2 separate regions of the Homo sapiens genome follow, and region 1 is linked to region 2. Evidence: read pairs that join two places in POLR2A ChIA-PET (ENCODE). Cell type or tissue: Caco-2. All regions are shown on one strand. Links, peaks and the distances in the headings refer to the core of each region. The heading gives the core; the rest is flanking DNA. Region 1 overlaps ZNF385C (zinc finger protein 385C). Region 2 holds the start of HSPB9 (heat shock protein family B (small) member 9).

Evidence for each region. Peaks named below come from ENCODE experiments on the same cell type or tissue, not always from the same donor. Only the 100,000 strongest peaks of a DNase experiment are listed, where the experiment ranks them.
Region 1: POLR2A ChIA-PET joins it to region 2 with 10 read pairs; 16 of 35 experiments call an interaction of 5 or more read pairs at or near these places.

The regions. Positions count from the first base shown.
Region 1 is chr17:42,054,778-42,063,567 of GRCh38, forward strand. It overlaps ZNF385C (zinc finger protein 385C), which reads right to left. Exons shown (of 9, transcript NM_001392013.1): 2 at 8,030-8,281. The coding sequence starts at 8,279. Among named protein-coding and RNA genes, the nearest start is that of C17orf113, 8.6 kb to the left of the region's middle. RefSeq lists an enhancer at 7,269-7,859. In Caco-2, for the core only: no CTCF peak of the experiment used is centred there; no DNase peak of the experiment used is centred there.
Region 2 is chr17:42,121,782-42,130,571 of GRCh38, forward strand. HSPB9 (heat shock protein family B (small) member 9) reads left to right here and starts at 1,023. Exons shown (of 1, transcript NM_033194.3): 1 at 1,023-1,571. The coding sequence starts at 1,070. The coding sequence ends at 1,549. It overlaps RAB5C (RAB5C, member RAS oncogene family), which reads right to left. Exons shown (of 6, transcript NM_004583.4): 2 at 8,556-8,790; 3 at 6,868-7,019; 4 at 6,480-6,602; 5 at 4,974-5,067; 6 at 3,198-4,117. The coding sequence starts at 8,721. The coding sequence ends at 4,002. RefSeq lists an enhancer at 1,338-1,875. In Caco-2, for the core only: no CTCF peak of the experiment used is centred there; no DNase peak of the experiment used is centred there.

The DNA of each region.
Region 1 (8,790 bases), core at 1,262-6,261, 67 kb before region 2:
CACCATGTTGGCTAGGGTGATCTCGAACTCCTGACCTCAAATGATCCACCTGCCTTGGCCTCCCAAAGTGTTAGGATTACAGGTGTGAGCCACAGCACCCGGCCTGATCCACTACAACTCCTGACACCCCTCCCATGCCCACCCAAGATCCCCCAGCCCCATTCTTCTCCTCTCCATTCACTCCTTCCTCTCCCTCCTCTTCCTAAAAGCTGGCTCTTTACCGACCTGAGCACCTGGTGGCTGGGAGGGGGTGGAGTGGGGGAAGGAGGCAGCCAGCCCACAGCTGGATCCAGTCCTACATCCAAGCCCAGGTCCCGATGCTAGCCCCCGACCCCCTCAGCATCCTGTCTCCACCAGACAATAACCTGTAATCTCTGGAGCAGCCAACATTCACAAAGAAGATCTGGGAGGGGTTGGCAGCGGCAGCTCCTGAAAACAGGTTTGTTAGGAAGGGGCTCTGGGGGGAGGAGTTGTTTGTGTGGGGAGAGGAAGGAAACTCAAGCCCAGAGCTAATTAACCCACCCAGAGACACAGACAGAATCTTTGTCTTCTTCCAGGGCAGGGATCTGAGCTAAGCCCCCTAATTCTGTACCCAGACAGCCTTGCTTTTCCTGGTGGTCCTGGGGGAGGGGGATGCCAATGGTCAGGGTCACACCTGGGGGAGGGGGATGTGATGACATTCGGGAAGAGCGTGGGGCACTTCTGTCACCTGCCACCAAGGGAGAATAGCAGCAGGAGGCAGAGGCAGGTCAGACTGCAAGAAGAACTTCTCAGTGGCCTTGGGGGAGCACAGTTTCTTTGCAGCATGCACCCAAAGGCCTCAGTATGTGTGTGGGAGGCCGTGACTGGGGAGAAAACGGCAACCCAGGGAGATACCGAAGGATGGGAGACAGGCTGGAGGGCTTCCGGGGCCTCCTGATGGGACTGAAATTAATCCATCTGCAGGGAGTGGGGGTGAGAAGCTCATCAAGCCAGTGACTCAGGCGTGACTTGAGCTCAAGGTCTTTGATCTCTGGGGCCCAGGATGCAGCCAGAGGCTTCTGCAGTCAAAGACTTGGAAAGGGGATGGAGGGACCGATTCAAACAGGAGCTAGGGGAGGTCTGAGGATGCAGAGTAGGGGAGCCTAGATTTGGCCTGCCACTCTTACCACTACCCCTCTCCCGCTGGAAGGCACAGGGACATGTAGTGTAGCTGCAGCCTTCTTGGCCCTGAAATCCACTATAGTCTGACTCGATCTCTGCTAACCTGTCCCCCGTACTGTCTACCTTGCACTCCCTGACTAAGGTTCTTCAGGCCATTTCAGCAAGCCAGAGCTTAAGTCATTTCAGAAATGCCCTCCTCTCCCCTCTTGTGTCATGTTGCAATGGATGCCATGGGGCAGGCCCACTCTGAATTGGATGACTGGGTTCTTTCTACCAAGAGACAAGGGAGGGACTGGTTGACCTTAAGAAGCTAGTCTCCCCATCCCTAGCCAGATGGCTGGCATCTCCCCATTTTTCAGTTGAGCACACCAAGGGACAGGGCAGAGGAGTGGCCATGGGTCCCGAGCATTTGTGGAATCATCTGTTGGGACAGCCTGCCCTCTCTGGGCCATACTCCTCCCCATTCTCAAACATGGCTCAGTTGCTCCTAATATATGCTGTTCTCCTCAGCAGGGCATCAGAGAGGAGTGTGAGATAGAATTTAGAGCCAGAAACCTGGGGCTGGGTGCAAGGGCTCACACCTGTAATTCCAGCACTTTGGGAGGCTGAGGTGGGAGGATTGCTTGGGGCCAAGAGTTTGAGACCAGCCTGGGCAACATAGCAAGACCTTGTGATATGGTTTGGCTGTGTCCCCATCCAAATCTCATCTTGAATTGTAGCTCCCATAATTCCCTCATGTTGTGGGAGGGATCCAGTGGGAGATGACTATCATGGGGGCAGTTTCCCCCATACAGTTCTCATGGTACTGAAAAAGTCTCACGAGATCTGATGGGTTTATGAGGGGAAACCCCTTTCACTTGGCTGTCATTCTTTTGTCTGCCACCATGTGAGACGTGCCTTTCACCTTCCGTCATGACTGTGAGGCCTCCCCAGCCATGTGGAACTGTGAATCCATTAAACCTCTTTCTTTTGTAAACTGCCCAGTCTCTGGTATGTCTTTATCAGCAGCATGAAAATGGACTAATACACCCTATCTCTACAAAACTTTTTAAAAATAAAAAAAAATTTAGCCAGGCATGATGGTACATGCCTGTAGTCACAGCTACTTAGAAGGCCGAGGGAGGAGGACTGCTTGAGCCCAGGAGGTAAAAGATGCAGTGAGCTATGATTGTGCCAGGTACTCCAGCCTGGGCAACAGAACAAGACGTTGTCTCAATAAACAAAACAAAACAAAACAGAGTCAGAAACCTAGGACCCAAACCCAACTGTGTGGCCTTGGGTGTTACCTAATCTCCCTGAGCCCCACTCTCCCAGTTTATAAAGTGAGACTGAATGTCATCATCCGTGCCTAGGATGGCTGGGTGAGGAGGAAATGCCATGCTGCAGGTGCAAGTGCTTTGTTCAGCTCCTAAGCAGATCCTCTGTGTGGGGCTGGGGGTAGGTCATTGCTCCTTGCCCAGCTGTCCCCCGATGCCCTGTGCTGGCTCAACATCTGTATCAGAGGTTAGTGCGAGGGGACAGCAAACCTCTGTCTCTTTGCAGTTGTCAGAGAATCACTTAAAGTTATTTAGGGGTGTGCGCGCGCGCGCGCGCGTGTGTGTGTGTGTGTGTGTGTGTGTGATGGTCCATAGGGTCATGGAGTTCAGCCTTCTTCTGGGGAAGGTCCCTGTGCCACACCCCCATTGGGAGGAGAGGCAAGGGGGTGAAAGAAGGCTCAAGATGCATTCCTGAAGAATGAAAGAGGCCAGGCGCAGTGGCTCACGCCTATAATCCCAGCACTTTGGGAGGCCGACCAGGTGGATCACCTGAGGTCAGGAGTTTGAGACCAGCCTGGCCAATATGGTGAAACTCCGTCTCTACTAAAAATACAATATTAGCCGGGCATGGTGGCAGGTGCCTGTAATCCCAGCTACTAGAGAGGCTGAGACAGGAGAATCGCTTGAACCTGGGAAGTGGAGGTTGCAATGAGTTGGGATCACACCACTGCACTCCAGCCTGGGCAACAGAGTGAGACTCTGTCTCAAAAAAAAGAAAAAAGAATGAAAGGGCTTCCTGGGCAGGAGACAGATGGGGGGTGGGCAGGGTAAGTCGGGGCAGTGCTTGGAGGAGGGAGACGAAGTGTGGGTTCCTGCTGCTTCCTCCTCCTGTGCCCCTCCAAGGTATTCCAGGGCTCACTCAGTGCTGGGAGTAAGAATTCCAGGAGCCAGATACTGCTGAGGAAGGAGGCCTCTGACTGAGATCTTGGTGAGGAGGCTCAGAGAGGGGAGAACCACCCCCCAGTCTCCCTCCCACAGATGGCCTCAGGGGATGTGAGCAGGAGAGGGTCCCTGCCTTACTGCCTGTAACCACCTGTCACTGTGGAAGCCTCCAGCCCTGCAGGCCCCTAATCAAAGCGACAGCTCCCACGGAAAAGTGCCCCTCCTGGCTGCCAGAGGCCCGAGACCTCGTGTCTCAATCTGGCATGGCGCCCCGGACACTGAGTGCCTAGGACCAATGCAGCGCATTCAAGGCTGCCCACACTTAGCCTCAGCCTCCCTGGAATGGCTGTGGCCCTCTGCATTTTCCCCAGGGAGCCTCCACCAGGGAGCTCCACCCTAAGGGCTCTCTGCTTTGTGGAGAGGGGCACACTGGCCTAGTCCCCACCTGGGCAGAGCTGGAAGAGGCATCCAGGGCGGCTGAGGGGCCCAACGTGCTCCCCCTCGCCCTGCCCCCCACCTCAGGGGCAGTTGCTGGCATCTTTTTTTATTTTTATTTTTTGAGATGGAGTCTCTATCGCCCAGGCTAGAGCGCAGTGGCGTGATCTCAGCTCACTGCAACGTCTGCCTCCCGGGTTCAAGTGATTCTCTTGCTTCAGCCTCCCGAGTAGCTGGGACTACAGGTACCCCACAACCACACCTGGCTAATTTTTGTGTTTTTAGTAGAGATGGGGTTTCACCATGTTGGCCAGGCTGGTCTCGAATTCTTGACCTCAAGTGATCCACCCGCCTCGGCCTCCCAAAGTGTTGGGATGACAGGCATGAGCCACCGCGCCTGACCAAGTTGCTGGCATCTTCTTGCTGGGGGCCGCCCTCCACCCCCAGCTCTCAGATAACTGAGGAGACAGGAGAAAGCCAGGGGAGGGGAGTGGGTGTTGGGAGGGTCATGGCCCAGGGCAGGCCCAGAGTTCACCAGGCCAATGGAGAAGGCAGCTTCTCTAGCTGGAGCCCCAGAATTCCAGGGCTCCTGGAAATCTAAGGACCCGTCCCCACTGCCTTAGGCACAGCTATCACTCCCCTCCCCTGCCCCACTCCCACAGTGCTGGTCACTCCTCCTAGGCTGGGTGGCTGAAAAGGTCTGGTTCCATGTCTGCCTCCTCCTCTAGACTGTGAGTGCCCAGAGGCAGGTACCAGGCACTGCTCAGTGGTACTGCCCAGCATCCTGCCTGAGCCCAGCACAGGGCTGGAGGGAGAGGTGACAGATGACACACAACGGATGGCCAGTGACTTCACAGGTCCAATTTAACAATCTGGACTGGAGTATCAGGCCTCACGTCTCCTGATGACCCCTAAGATGGTGCCCCCACGCCCCCGTTCTGACCCAGTACTGAGGGGCATGGGGACTGTGGGAAGAGGAAAACCAGGTAGAGGGGGAGTCCGCAGCCATCTGGGCAGCCTGTCTCTAGCTGGGACTCTCTTCTGGAGCTGTGACCTTTTTTGTTGTTGTTGTTTGTTTGTTTGTTTAAGACAGAGTCTCATTCTGTCGCCCAGGCTGGAGTGCAGTGGTGCGATCTCAGCTCACTGCAACCTCCGCCTCCTGTGTTCAAGCGATTCTTGTGACTCAGCCTCGCCAGTAACTGGGATTACAGGCATGTGCTACCATGCCCGGCTAATTTTTGTATTTTTGGTAGAGACGGGGTTTCACCATATTGGCCAGGCTAGTCTCAAACTCCTGACCTCAAGTTATCCTCCTGCCTCAGCCTCCCAAAGTGTTGGGATGACAGGCGTGAGCCTCCGCACCTGGCCCTGGAGCTGTGGTCTTTTCTCCTCTCCCCACACCTGCTCCCTTCATCTTGGTGTGGTGGGATTGGGAAGGGAGGAGCTTTTACCACAGGGACCGTTGCCCAGGAAGTAAGACCTGAAGAGGCTGTGTTACAAGAGGAACAAAGACCAGACAACATCCTCAGCCACAGGACTGGCCTTCCCCACTCAGTGTCAGCCCTCCATTTCTGTCTCCCTCTCAGCACCCCCTTTCTGATAACTGAGCTGCCCTCTGTGGCACTGCCTAAGCTAGAGGTGTCCGTGGCACCCCCCACACACCCCACATCCCATTGGCCACCAAGTCTTGACAGTTCTGCTAAAGAAAAGGCTCCAGAATCTATTTCTCCATTTCACCTCACTTTCCTTCTTATGTACCCTCGAGCCAGAGACACCTAAAAACACTAACTGCTCCTGCTCAAACCGCTTCTGCAATGCCCATCACCTTCAGAACAAAGGTCAAAGCCCAGCCTGGTGGCAAGGCTCTTGCAGGTGGCTCCCGCTGTCCTCTCCACACCCTGCACACTCCCTGCACACACCCAGCACACTGATGGCCAGTGACTTCACAGGTCTGATTTAACAATCTGGACTGGAGTACCAGGCCTCATGTCTCCTGATGACCCCTAAGATGGTGCCCCTCCCCACCCAAAGAGCCATGGGCTTGCAGGCCTCAATGCCTTTGCTCCGGCTGCTTCCCTGCCTGGGATCCTCTCTTTGTCTCCAGTATCCACGATCAATGTCACTTCCCATGTCAGTTTGCCTCTCCCTCCTCTGACTTCTATTTTTATTTTATTTTTTTTGAGACAGGGTCTCCCTCTGTTGCCCCGGCTGGAGTGCAATGGTGTGATCTCAGCTCACTGCAGCCTCCACCTCCTGGGCTCAAGCAATTCTCGTGCCTCAGCCTCCCAAGTAGCGGGGACTACAGGTGCTCACCACCACACCAGGCTAATATTTTGTTTTTTTAGTAGATGAGGTTTCGCCATGTTGCCCAGGCTGGTCTCGAACTCCTGAGCTCAGGCAATCTGCCCGCTTTGGGGTCCCAAAGTGTTGGGATTACAGGCGTGAGCCTGGCCCCTCCTCTGACTTCTTGAGGCACCCTGAATCCACCTCTAGGAAGCCTGTTATTATCTTGGAACAAACTCATCTGCATATGTATTTATTTAGATAGCTTTTTCCTGACAGGCAGATATGATGTCTTTTAAAAACATGAATCTCCCAAAAGCAGCTTACACCTAGTAGGTGGTCAATAAATATTTGGTGAATTAATGAGTTAATTTTTTTTTTTTTTTTTTTTTTTTTTTTTTTGAGACAGGGTCTCACTCTGTCACCCAGGCTGGAGTGCAGTGGCACAATCTCGGCTCACTGCAACCTCCACCTCCTGGGTTCAAGTGATTCGTCTGCCTCAGCCTCCCGAGTAGCTGGGACTACAGGTGTGTGCCACCATACCTGGCTAATTTTTGCATTTTTAGTAGAAATGGGGTTTTGCCATGTTGGCCAGGCTGGTCTCAAACTCCTGGCCTTAAGTGACCCACCTGCCTCAGCCTCCCAAAGTGCTAGGATTACAGGCATGAGCCACCATGCCCAGCCAATGAGTGACTTTCGAATCCAGACAGACACATATGCTCCAGAAACACCCATCAGTCAGATACTCTCTTGCTCAGAGTCATGCTTTTGGTGTCCAGCCTGAAATAATTGGGTGGGGAGGAGCTGGTCCCAGTCACCAGAGCACCCTGGCCTTTGCTTATGCCGTGACCTCTGCCTGTAATGCCCCTACTCCCCTCATCCATGTTCCGAGGCTCAGCCCCCTCTTCCTTCAGGAGACTTTCCTGCTGCCCCCAGGGACTGCAGCTTTGCCTTTGTGCCCTGAGGGTATGTCCCATGTGGCAACCACAACCCTTATCCCTTTTCACATGTGTCTCCACCCAAAAGACCCACTCAATCTTGGGGAGGGTGGTAAGCAGAGAGATTGGATCTTACTTGTCTCTGGCCTACAGGATTGTGTGTGTGGAGCGGGGGACACAGTGGGTGCCCCATGAATATCACCAAAAGAGAAGACAGCCCTCAAGAGGGTGTCTGAGGTCAGAGTGTAGCCTCCGGCAAAACTGCCAGCCTGGGCTGCAAGGTAGGTTTCTGTTGGCCTCCCCCAGGAGCCAGGGGTAAGTTCCTGCCTTTCCCACCTCCCCACACTGAGCCTGAATGTGAATCTGTTTGCTCTGCCAACAGCAGCCTGGGTGGTTCTTACTTTCCCTATGGCCCCTGTGCACCTGTCAGCTAGAATCACCCTCATGGAGGCATTCACCCATTTCCCCCAGAAATCTGCCTTGCAGCCAGCTGCCCCTTCCAAGCTCATAGCCAAACCTCTGCAAAGTCACCCCAGCTAGGGAGAAGCAGAAATCCTGGCCAGGAGTCCAAAGGAAGAGGGGCCTCCCCCTTGTCCCTGGGTTGGAGTGCTGTGTACCTTGCTGACCTTGGCCTTCAGAGACCACAGACCTGAGCTGGAGCCTGGGACCCCCACCCCGCAGATGAGGCCCTTGTCTGAAAGCCTGTGGCTACCAGGAGGCTCCAGGCTGGAGAAGTGCTGCTTAGGAGTCCTGATCCCAAAAGATCCCACAGGGAGAGTTCCCTAGAAACAAAGACCCAAGAGGCGGCCTAAGGACCCACAGATTCCGAGAGGTCCTACAGAAGGGTTGTCCAGATGCAGAATAAAACTTGCTGGCATCGGGGAGGCTTCAGACCCTAAGACCCCATTGAGGGCACCCCAGACGCAAAGACCCCCATGGAGGGAGGCCACAGACCCAGAGCCCCTCAGAGGGGCCCAGACAGAGATACTCCCCAAACCAAATTTGTGGGAGCAGCGTCCCCTCTACACTGACCTGGCCCTGAGGGGCTCTTCCCCAAGCTGAGCTGCCGAAGCCGCCTCTGGTGGGCCCGCCCCCCACAGTGCACCTGGGCCTGGGCCGCCGAGTTCAGCTGGATGTTGCAGACATCACAGAGCGTGTACGATGGCCGCTTTCTTTCTCGCTTGGGCTTAGGTGGTTCTGGGGGCCGAGGGAGGCACTCAGCAGCTCCAGATATGGGGGTCTCCTTCTCAGCCGGTGGGGGTGGGCTCAGTGGCCGCTTCATATCTGAGTGGATAGAGAGGGAGATGAATGAACGCCAAATGGTTGCGAATTCTTAGAGAGAGCAGGAGGGGCTCAAGACCGGGAGACACGGGGCTCTGTATCCTCTATATCCCTCTGAAATGCCCCAGCCCGAGGATGGTGGAAGGGCGCATAATGGGGTCTATTTCAAGCAAAGCAGCATTAAAACTTGGGACTCTTGGCTGTGGCTCACGCCTGTAATCCCAGCACTTTGGGAGGCCGAGGCGGGCAGGTCACCTGAGGTCAGGAGTTTGACACCAGCCTGACCAACATGGTGAAACCCTGTCTCTACTAAAAATACATAATTTGCTGGGCATGGTGGCGCATGCCTGTAATCCCAGCTACTCAGGAGGCTGATGCAGGAGAATCACTTGAACCCGGGAGGCGGAGGTTGCAGTGAGCCAAGATCGGGTGTCATTGCACTCCAGCTTCCACAACAAGAGCAAAACTCCATTTCAGAAAGAAAAAACAAACAAAAAACAAAAACAAAAACA
Region 2 (8,790 bases), core at 1,017-6,016:
CTGCACCTTTTTCTGCGCTTTTCAGTATGTATGTATTTAATAGTATCACTCAACAAAAAGGAGTTTATCAGGCCGGGTGGCTGGCTCACGCGGGAGGAGAGCTTGAGCCCTGCAGGAGTTCGAGACCAGGCTGGGCAACATTGGGAGACCCCCCCCACCAATCTCTACAAAAAAATAAAAAATAAAGTTTATAGGCTGGGCGAGGTGGCTCACGCCTGTAATCTCAGCACTTTGGGAGGCCGAGATGGGAGGATCGCTTGAGCCCAGGAGTTCGAGATTAACCTGGGCAACATAATGATACCCTGTCTCTTAAAAAAAAAAAATTATCAAATAACAGCACCAGAGGCATAGCTGTGGTTATGATGGTCACCAAGAAGGCTACTGACGTGGAGGGTGAGGCGGAGGAGGGCTAGGTCTTTCTCTGTGCACTGGGAGCCACTCTCCTGAAGCCCCAACTGCGTCTTCATCTTTGTGGCCCCAGAGCCCAGACCACAGCCTGCAGCACAGGACGCCCCGGGAAGAATTAATGCAGCCGGAGAGACCAGTCCACCTCCTCGTGTCGCGTGTCCGCGTGGGGTTGTGGGTGGTCAGGGAGAGGTAGGGTGGATGACCCAGGAAGGCCGCCCTCCCCTGGCTCTGTCTAGGAACAATCCTTGCCCCAGGCCTGGTCCTTAGAAGGCAAGACAGCCCCCTTCCAGCTGGGGGATCAATCTGCTGTTGGCTGCGCCAGGGTGCGGCTCCCTCGGGTCTGGCCTGGTCGTGGATCCAGTTCCTTCACAGCTGCGGCCTCCCCGGGTCCATTAACGAAGGTGGGGAAGGGCGGAGAAAGGGTCGGAGTCTGGGAGGAGAGCAGCTGCGGGCGCGCCAGGGCGCTGACAGTCTGGCTCTTGGAGGTAAGATGGGCGTGGCTGATCCCGAACTCCGCCTGCGTTTGCAGAAGCGAAGGGAACCGAGCGAGCGGAGCTGAGCTCGGGTAGGCCGCGCGAGGTCCCTCCTCTCCGGGCGTCCGTGCGCCTAGCTCTGCGCTGGGAGCCTCGCGCCCTTTGACAGCAGTTAGTTGCTGACTCGGATGCAGAGAGTCGGTAACACCTTCTCCAACGAGAGCCGGGTGGCATCCCGGTGTCCCAGCGTGGGCCTTGCTGAACGGAACCGGGTGGCCACAATGCCGGTGCGGCTGCTCAGGGACAGTCCAGCGGCTCAGGAGGACAATGACCATGCCAGAGACGGTTTCCAAATGAAGCTGGATGCCCACGGCTTCGCCCCGGAGGAACTGGTGGTGCAGGTGGATGGCCAATGGCTGATGGTGACCGGACAGCAGCAACTGGACGTCAGGGACCCGGAAAGGGTCAGTTACCGCATGTCACAGAAGGTGCACCGGAAAATGCTCCCGTCCAACCTGAGTCCTACCGCCATGACCTGCTGCCTGACCCCCTCCGGGCAGCTGTGGGTCAGAGGCCAGTGTGTGGCGCTGGCCCTCCCTGAAGCCCAAACAGGACCGTCCCCGAGACTCGGGAGCCTCGGCTCTAAGGCTTCCAACCTGACCCGGTAAACAAACGACGCGATGTGCAGCAGCCTTGGTGTCCGTTGTCTTTTCTGGGGATGGAAGTCAGAGGTAGAGGGACTGGAGGCACAGGAGGCAGGAAAGGCACCCTCAAGGTGGTGGTCCACCAAGAATCAGGCCTCTGCGGGCAGATCACTTGAGGCCAGGAGTTCGAGACCAGCCTGGCCAACATGGTGAAACCCCATCTCTACTAAAAACACAAAAATTAGGCGTGGTGGTGTGTGCTTGTAATCCCAGCTGCTCGGGAGGCTGAGCAAGAGAATCGTTTGAACCTGGGAGGTGGAGGGAGGTTGCAGTGAGCCAAGATCCTGCCACTGCACTCCAGCCTGGGCCACAGAGTGAGACTCTGTCTCAAAAAAAAAAAAAAAAAAAAAAAAAAAAAATGCTGGGCGCGGTGGCTCACGCCTGTAATCCCAGCACTTTGGGAGGCCGAGGCGGGCGAATCACAAGGTCAGGAGATCGAGACCATCCTGGCTAACACGGTAAAACCCCGTCTCTACTAAAAATACAAAAAAATTAGCCGGGCGTGGTGGTGGGCGCCCGTAGTCCCAGCTACTCGGGAGGCTGAGGCAGGAGAATGGCGTGAACCCGGGAGGCAGAGCTTGCAGTGAGCCGAGATCGTGCCACTGCACTCCAGCCTGGGCAATAGAGTGAGACTCCGTTTCAAAAAAAAAAAAAAAAAAAAAAAAAAAAAGCCGACTGTGGTAGCTCACGCCTGTAATCCCAGCACTTTGGGAGGCTGAGGCGGGTGGATCACTTGAGGCCAGGAGTTTGAGACAAGCCTGGCCAACATGGTGAAACCCTGTCTCTACTAAAAATACAAAAATTAGCAGGGCGTGGTGGCGGGTGCCCGTAATTCCAGCTACTTGGGAGGCTAAGGCAGAAGAATCGCTTGAACCCAGGAGGTGGAGGCTGCAGTGAGTTGAGATAGCACCACTGCACTCCAGCCTGGGTAACAGAGACTCCGTCTCAAAAAAAGAAAAAAAAAAAAAAAGGGAATCAGGCCTCTGTGGCCCTGGGAGAAATTGGAGGAGAGTGTGGCCCTAGCTGAGCAGCAGCTCCAACAGGTAGCAGCAGAGAGCTGAGTGCCCAGACCTGATTCCAGAACCAGTAGAGAGCTGGACTGGGGCAACTTGGATGTGGTGTGGGGGGGTGACGTGGACAGAGGTGGTGAGGAAAGCCAGTGGCTACAGTCTTGGCCTTAAGACCAGTCCAGCGTTCCAGGGGCTGTTGGGATTCCTTCCTCTTCAGGAAGAGAGAGGATCCAGACCCTCTCACTGGTAAAGACCAACCAAAAAAAACCCAAAGAGGTTGTTTCTGGTGTTTCAGAGACTAATGATCATCAAATACACACTGCATGTCACCCCAGTATGATCTGGTAGGTGGGGGAGGGGAAGGGAGGTGGAGAAGTGAACACGGGCCCTGAAACTTCAAACTTGGTCAGCCCAGGTCAGCTACCTCATCGGAGCTGCTAACAGTAAGAGCCTCTTTCTCTTGGTTACCATGACCACCAGCATCCCCTCACATTAGAGGGGAAGATTTTGTTTAACAAGATTCAGTGGTTCATTTTAAATCAACTTCAACTACAGAGGGCACTGTCTGATAAACTGCCAGAGAAAGACAAGGAAGACAATTGTGAGGTCGATCGATCGGCTGACTATATTGACAAGATACTGATTGGTTACATGTTGAAGAAAACATACAATACAAAATACAGAAAAAGTTGGTTCCGTCCCCTCCCACTCCCCCCCTTACCCACCCACCCCCAAATACTCATCATCATGATTTGGTCAGAACAGGGCTCAGAGCCAGAGGTTGGGGTGACCGAGGGTGGAGGGGTTGTGGGCAATGGGTTCGTGGCTGTCACAATAATGCTGTGATAATGCTGTGGTTTCCCAGCAGGGAGGTGGGAGCGGGGAGGGGGCTGCAGCCTGATGAGAGCCAGCTGAAGGAAGAGCTGCCTCTCCCTTCCTAAGCCCCTTCCCAAGGTCTGCCCCACCGCCCAAACCAAAGACCACTCCGAACAAAGTGAGGATGTGGATGCTCTTGCTGGGTCCGCTGTTCCGCAGGAGGGAAAGAAAGGGTAGCTGCACTGACCCCACTGTCCCCATATACAAGGGTTGGGGGGCAAGAGCATGTGGCTACTCCCAGCAAGGGAAAATGGGAGAGCAGTAGAAAGGGGAGGAAGTGGGAAGAGCAGAAGATCATATATATTAAAAAAGTGACTTAAGACTTAAAATTGAATTAGTATTTGTACAGAAAGGTGCAGGTGGAATGACTCACTCCGGCCTATGATCAAAATTATATGGAGAAATCATGGTGGACCCCTCCCCCTGCCCCCCCAGTGGTGGCCCGAGTCGTTAAGTGCGATTGGTTAGAGTGGATTCCAGTCGGGTCATTCAGGCGGAGGAGGCGGGGGCAGCGGGCAGGCAAGGGGGGCTCAGTTGCTGCAGCACTGGCTCCGGCTGGCTGGGTTGTTCTCCTGGAGGTCCACACCTCGGTTTCGGCCTGGAGCACCAGTTGCATTCTGGGGCTCGTTCTTGGGAAGCTTCTTAGCTGTTTGGGAGGGGGAAAAGTGCATTTGTTGGGGGTACCCCAATAACTCTCCCAGTTCCACTGGAGCAGATTCTGGCCTTTATACCCAATCAGTGGTAACTCACATATTGAGGGCTTCTGTGTGTCAGGTGCATTCTGATTGTTTTCAGGAAACTGCGGCAAAGTAAGGTTAAATAACTTGCCCAAGACTACAGAGCTAATGAGTGGTAGAGCCAGGATCTGCAACCCAGGAAGGAAGATTCCAGAGCCAAATGAGCTAAAAACTCCTAGGCAGTGGGTAGGGGTAGTGATGGCAGGCTCTGAAATGGGTGGCAGGCTACAGGCTCAGAGAGTGAAATGTTGAGACTCTGGCCCAGGCTTCAGGAACTTCTCGGGTGAACAACCAACATCTACATCTGGGAGTCAGGTGATGATGAAAACAATTTTATCAGAAGGTTAAAAGTGGTGAAGGGGGCTGGGCGCAGTGGCTTACGCTCGTAATCCCAGCACTTTGGGAGGCCGAGGCGGGTGGATCACGAGGTCAGGAGATCGAGACCATCCTGGCTAACACCGTGAAACCCCGTCTCTACCAAAAATACAAAAAATTAGCTGGGAGTGGTGGTGGGCACCAGTAGTCCCAGCTGCTCGAGAGGCTGAGGCAGGAGAATGGCGTGAACCTGGGGGGCGGAGCTTGCAGTGAGTCGAGATCGTGCCACTGAACTCCAGCCTGGGTGATAGAGCGAGACTCCATCTCAAAAAAAAAAAAAAAAAAAAAAAAAAAGAGTGGTGAAGGGACCCCGCAGGCCCACTCTAGACCAGCAGACAGGTGATATGCCCTTGCTGTGGTGGAGAGAGGAGGGGAGGAGAAGCAACTGACCTATTGCCATGAAGATTTCGTTCACGTTCATTGCAGTCTTTGCTGATGTCTCCATGAACAGCAAACTGTTGTCGTCTGCATAGGCTTGTGCTTCCTGGTTTGGATGGAGGTGAGAGGAGGTGAGAGGGAAATGTTGGCAGGGGCCAGGGCCCAGGGCCCAGGATACAAACCTTCCTTATTCGAGCACCTTATCATAATAGAGATCAGCTGGACACACACAGGAGTTTTCAGGCCTAAGGCTGCCCTGATCTGGGTTTCCCCGCTCATGTATATCACCTCTCAGCTCACAATCACTAGCAGATGTCTTACCCGGGTTTCCCCAGGTCCACCCTGCCTTCTTGCTCTTCAAAATCACTAGGCTAGGAAATACTTCTAGAAAGTTAACCTACAAATACACTTACATGTTTGCACAAAAGCACAAAAGTATGTGGATGTCTACTGCAGCACTGTTTTCAGTCTTTTGCTATTATTAGGGATTGGTAAAAAATTATCATATACAGTATGTATAGCACACTGCCATCAATGTAAAGAAAGGGATTAAAAAACACGTGCATATTTCTGGAAGGACAAGAAACTGGGGAAATTAGAAGAAGAGAAGTTGAGTTTCTAGGGTTAGCAGAGACTTAAGTATTTCTTTCTCAATAAGTTTAATTAAAAAGTCAACTTACAAGAAAAGAGAAGTAGAAGGCTAGTGATCCATATATACACATACCCCTACCACCAAAGAAAGAGAACCAGGGAGAGACAGGTGACGGGCAATTCCTTTTAGGCCCATGCTTTTTTTATTCTTTTCTTTTTTTTTTTTTTGAGACAGGATCTCACTGTGTTGCCCAGGCTGGAGTGCAGTGGCACGATCACTGCTCACTGCAGCCTCAATCTCCTGGCCTCTAATGATCCTCCCCACCTCGGCCTCCTGAGTAGCACACCACCATGCCCAGCTAACTTTTGTATTTTTTTAGACATGGGGTTTCGCCACATTGCCCATGCTGGTCTCGAACTCCTAAGCTCAAGTGATCTCCCGCCTCAGCCTGCAGAGTATTGGGATTACAGGTGTGTGCCACCACACCTGGCTGTTTTTTTTTTTTTTTTAAAGAGATGGGGCCTCACTCTTGCTCAGGCTGGAGTGCAGTGTTGCAATCACTGCAATCTTAAACTCCTGGGCTCAAACAATCCTCGTGCCTCAGCCTCCTGAGCAGCTGAGACTACAGGTGCGTGCCACCAAGCCCAGCTAATTTTTAAATCTTTTGCAGAGACAGAGTCTTACTGTGTCGCCTAGGCTGGTCTCGAACTCCTGGCCTCAAGTGATCCTCCCACTCCAGCCTCCCAAGGCACTGGGATTACAGACAGGAGCCATGTTAGGCCCATGCCTGAGGCACGAGAGGACAGCAGATGGAAGCTTCCCTGTTGCCTCCTAGCATGGCCCTTCCCAAAGCCCCTGAGCATCCCAGGCGAGGCCGGGGGGAGCTGCTTACTCCACTCCTTCCCCCAAGTCTGTCATCTCCCCACCTGGAATTCCACGGCTCTCTTGCTGGCCAGGTCTGCCTTGTTACCCGCGAGTGCAATGACGATGTTGGGGCTGGCCTGCCTCTGTAGCTCCTTCACCCAGTTCTTGGCCCGTGCAAATGTATCCTGAGGAGACAGGGACAGAATGTCGAAGGGACAGAGAAGGCATTCTGCCCAGGGCCACCCATTAGAGACTCTCAAGCTGGCACAGCCAAATTATCTAAGACATTGCCACCTAAAGATTCTGATGCAATGTCCCCAAACAGGAAATCTGCCCACCCCCCACCCAGGAACAGAGGGTTAAGCGGCCTGAAATCAGGGCTCTGATAACCCAATCCCTGGGACTTTGAGAAGATGAAGGGCAAAGGAAGAAGCAAGGGGAAATCTTTACTGTGTTGGTGATGTCATAGACCACGATGGCAGCCTGGGCCCCCCGATAGTACATGGGGGCCAGGCTGTGATACCGCTCCTGTCCAGCTGTGTCCCAGATCTCAAACTTGACTGTTGTGTCATCCAGGCAGACAGTCTGTGTGAGGAAGGCCGCTGTAAGAGAGAAGGAGCGTCCATGGGCAAGAGCGAGTTGGAATCCACCCCACACAATCCCACTGTTGCTTCTAGGCTCTGGCACTCAGAAGCCCACCACTGAGATGGGCACAGAGAACCCTCAAGCCAGGAGCCAAAGCAGGCCTGAGTGGGGGGTGGAGTTTGGATTTTTATGTATGTGTCTGGGGGACGGGGTCTGCACAGGCTTTGCAGACCCAGCCCAGGCAACGGCAGGAGAAGGGACTCCTGCATGCACTGAGCCATCTCAGGACCACTCTCTGAAGAGCAACACAGCAGGGGCAAGAGAGGGAAAGCCTAGGGGAAGCCTACTCCAAGCACAGAAGGGTGAGCGCCCTCAGACCTCCTCCTCCGCCACTCAGAGAACAGACCAGCAGCTAGGGACCGCTCCACCCCTCAGTTTGCTCCAGCCCAGGGGTGTCACTGACCTTGGGTTTCCTAAGGACATTCTCACACACTTAGCTATGCTGGGGAAGTACACACTGTTCCACCACCAGGCTGAGGCTGGGTGGCCGGCTTCCCAACCACCCCTACCACCTCCAGGCACTCCAGCTAGCCACCGCCCCTAGCTCTGACCCAGACCTGTTCCTGTATGGCCACCCTGTGACCTGACCTTCAGTCACTAAGAGGTGACTCCTTAGGGGAATGCAGGGTGCCTGTACACATGCTTCAAAGGAGGAGTCCAGAGCTGGGACAGACAGCAAAAGGCCCCTTTGCCCCTGGACCCAGCAGAGAACCCAGGACAGCCATGTGTAGAAGGCTGCTTTCCTGGTCTGCCCTCCCCCAGCTCACTGAGGGACATGGGGCACTGCCTCACTTCCCCTCTCCAGCTCCTGACCCAAATGCTGAGGAGGCAGCAGGGAGACTGCTGACATGGCCCATTTTGTTTCCAGCTGCCTAGAAACCTCCTACCAAGAGAGTAGAGAAAGGATGACTCAAGGCCAAGGCCAGCGTTGGCCCCTGCCTCTTGATGTGTGTGTTAGCCACGGAGGCAAGAGGCCGAGGCCAGACCCTCACTCACATCCTAAATGCTGACCACTGGAAAATCAACAACAGGCTGTGAGCTCCAGAAAGGGTAAAGTCAGCTTCAGAAACACCCACCTATCACCCAGCTCCGACTCACCAGGCTGTTCCTTCTTCTGGAAGTGGGAAAGGCCAGGGCACATGGACCACCCATTATAGTAAGAAGGGGCCTCAAAGATCCAGAGTCAGCTCTCCCTCCATGAGGCCAGGGCAGTGAAAGGGCCTCAGCCAAGGCCACACAGATCAAGAAGGGGCAGAAACAGGATGGGAAGCTAGCTTTCCACTCCCAGCAAATGCTTACTAGCGATGCTTGAGGGGACTCTGGCATGGAGACCAGTTGCTGGGCTCAATTCCAGGGCCCAGGTGAGGAAGTGGGGCTGCCACCACAGACGCATTTAGTCCCTAATGCAGGCAGGCAGCTTCCCATCTCCTCAAGGTCAAAGCATTTCTTTGGCAACCTTCAGGCCCCTCCCCGACTCCCTCATGCCCACTCACCTCCAATTGTGCTCTCCTGGTACTCGTGAAACTGTCCCTTGACAAAGCGGAGGACGAGGCTGGATTTGCCTACCGCAGACTCCCCCAGCAGAACCAGCTTAAATTGACAGATCTTGTTCCCAGCAGCTGGTCCATTGGGTCGTGCTGCGCCTCCCCGACCCGCCATTGCCCGTCCAGCTGTAGTGGTCCAGAGAGCGTGCGGGTGGGGACTGGTGCTATGCAAAGAGGCACTTAG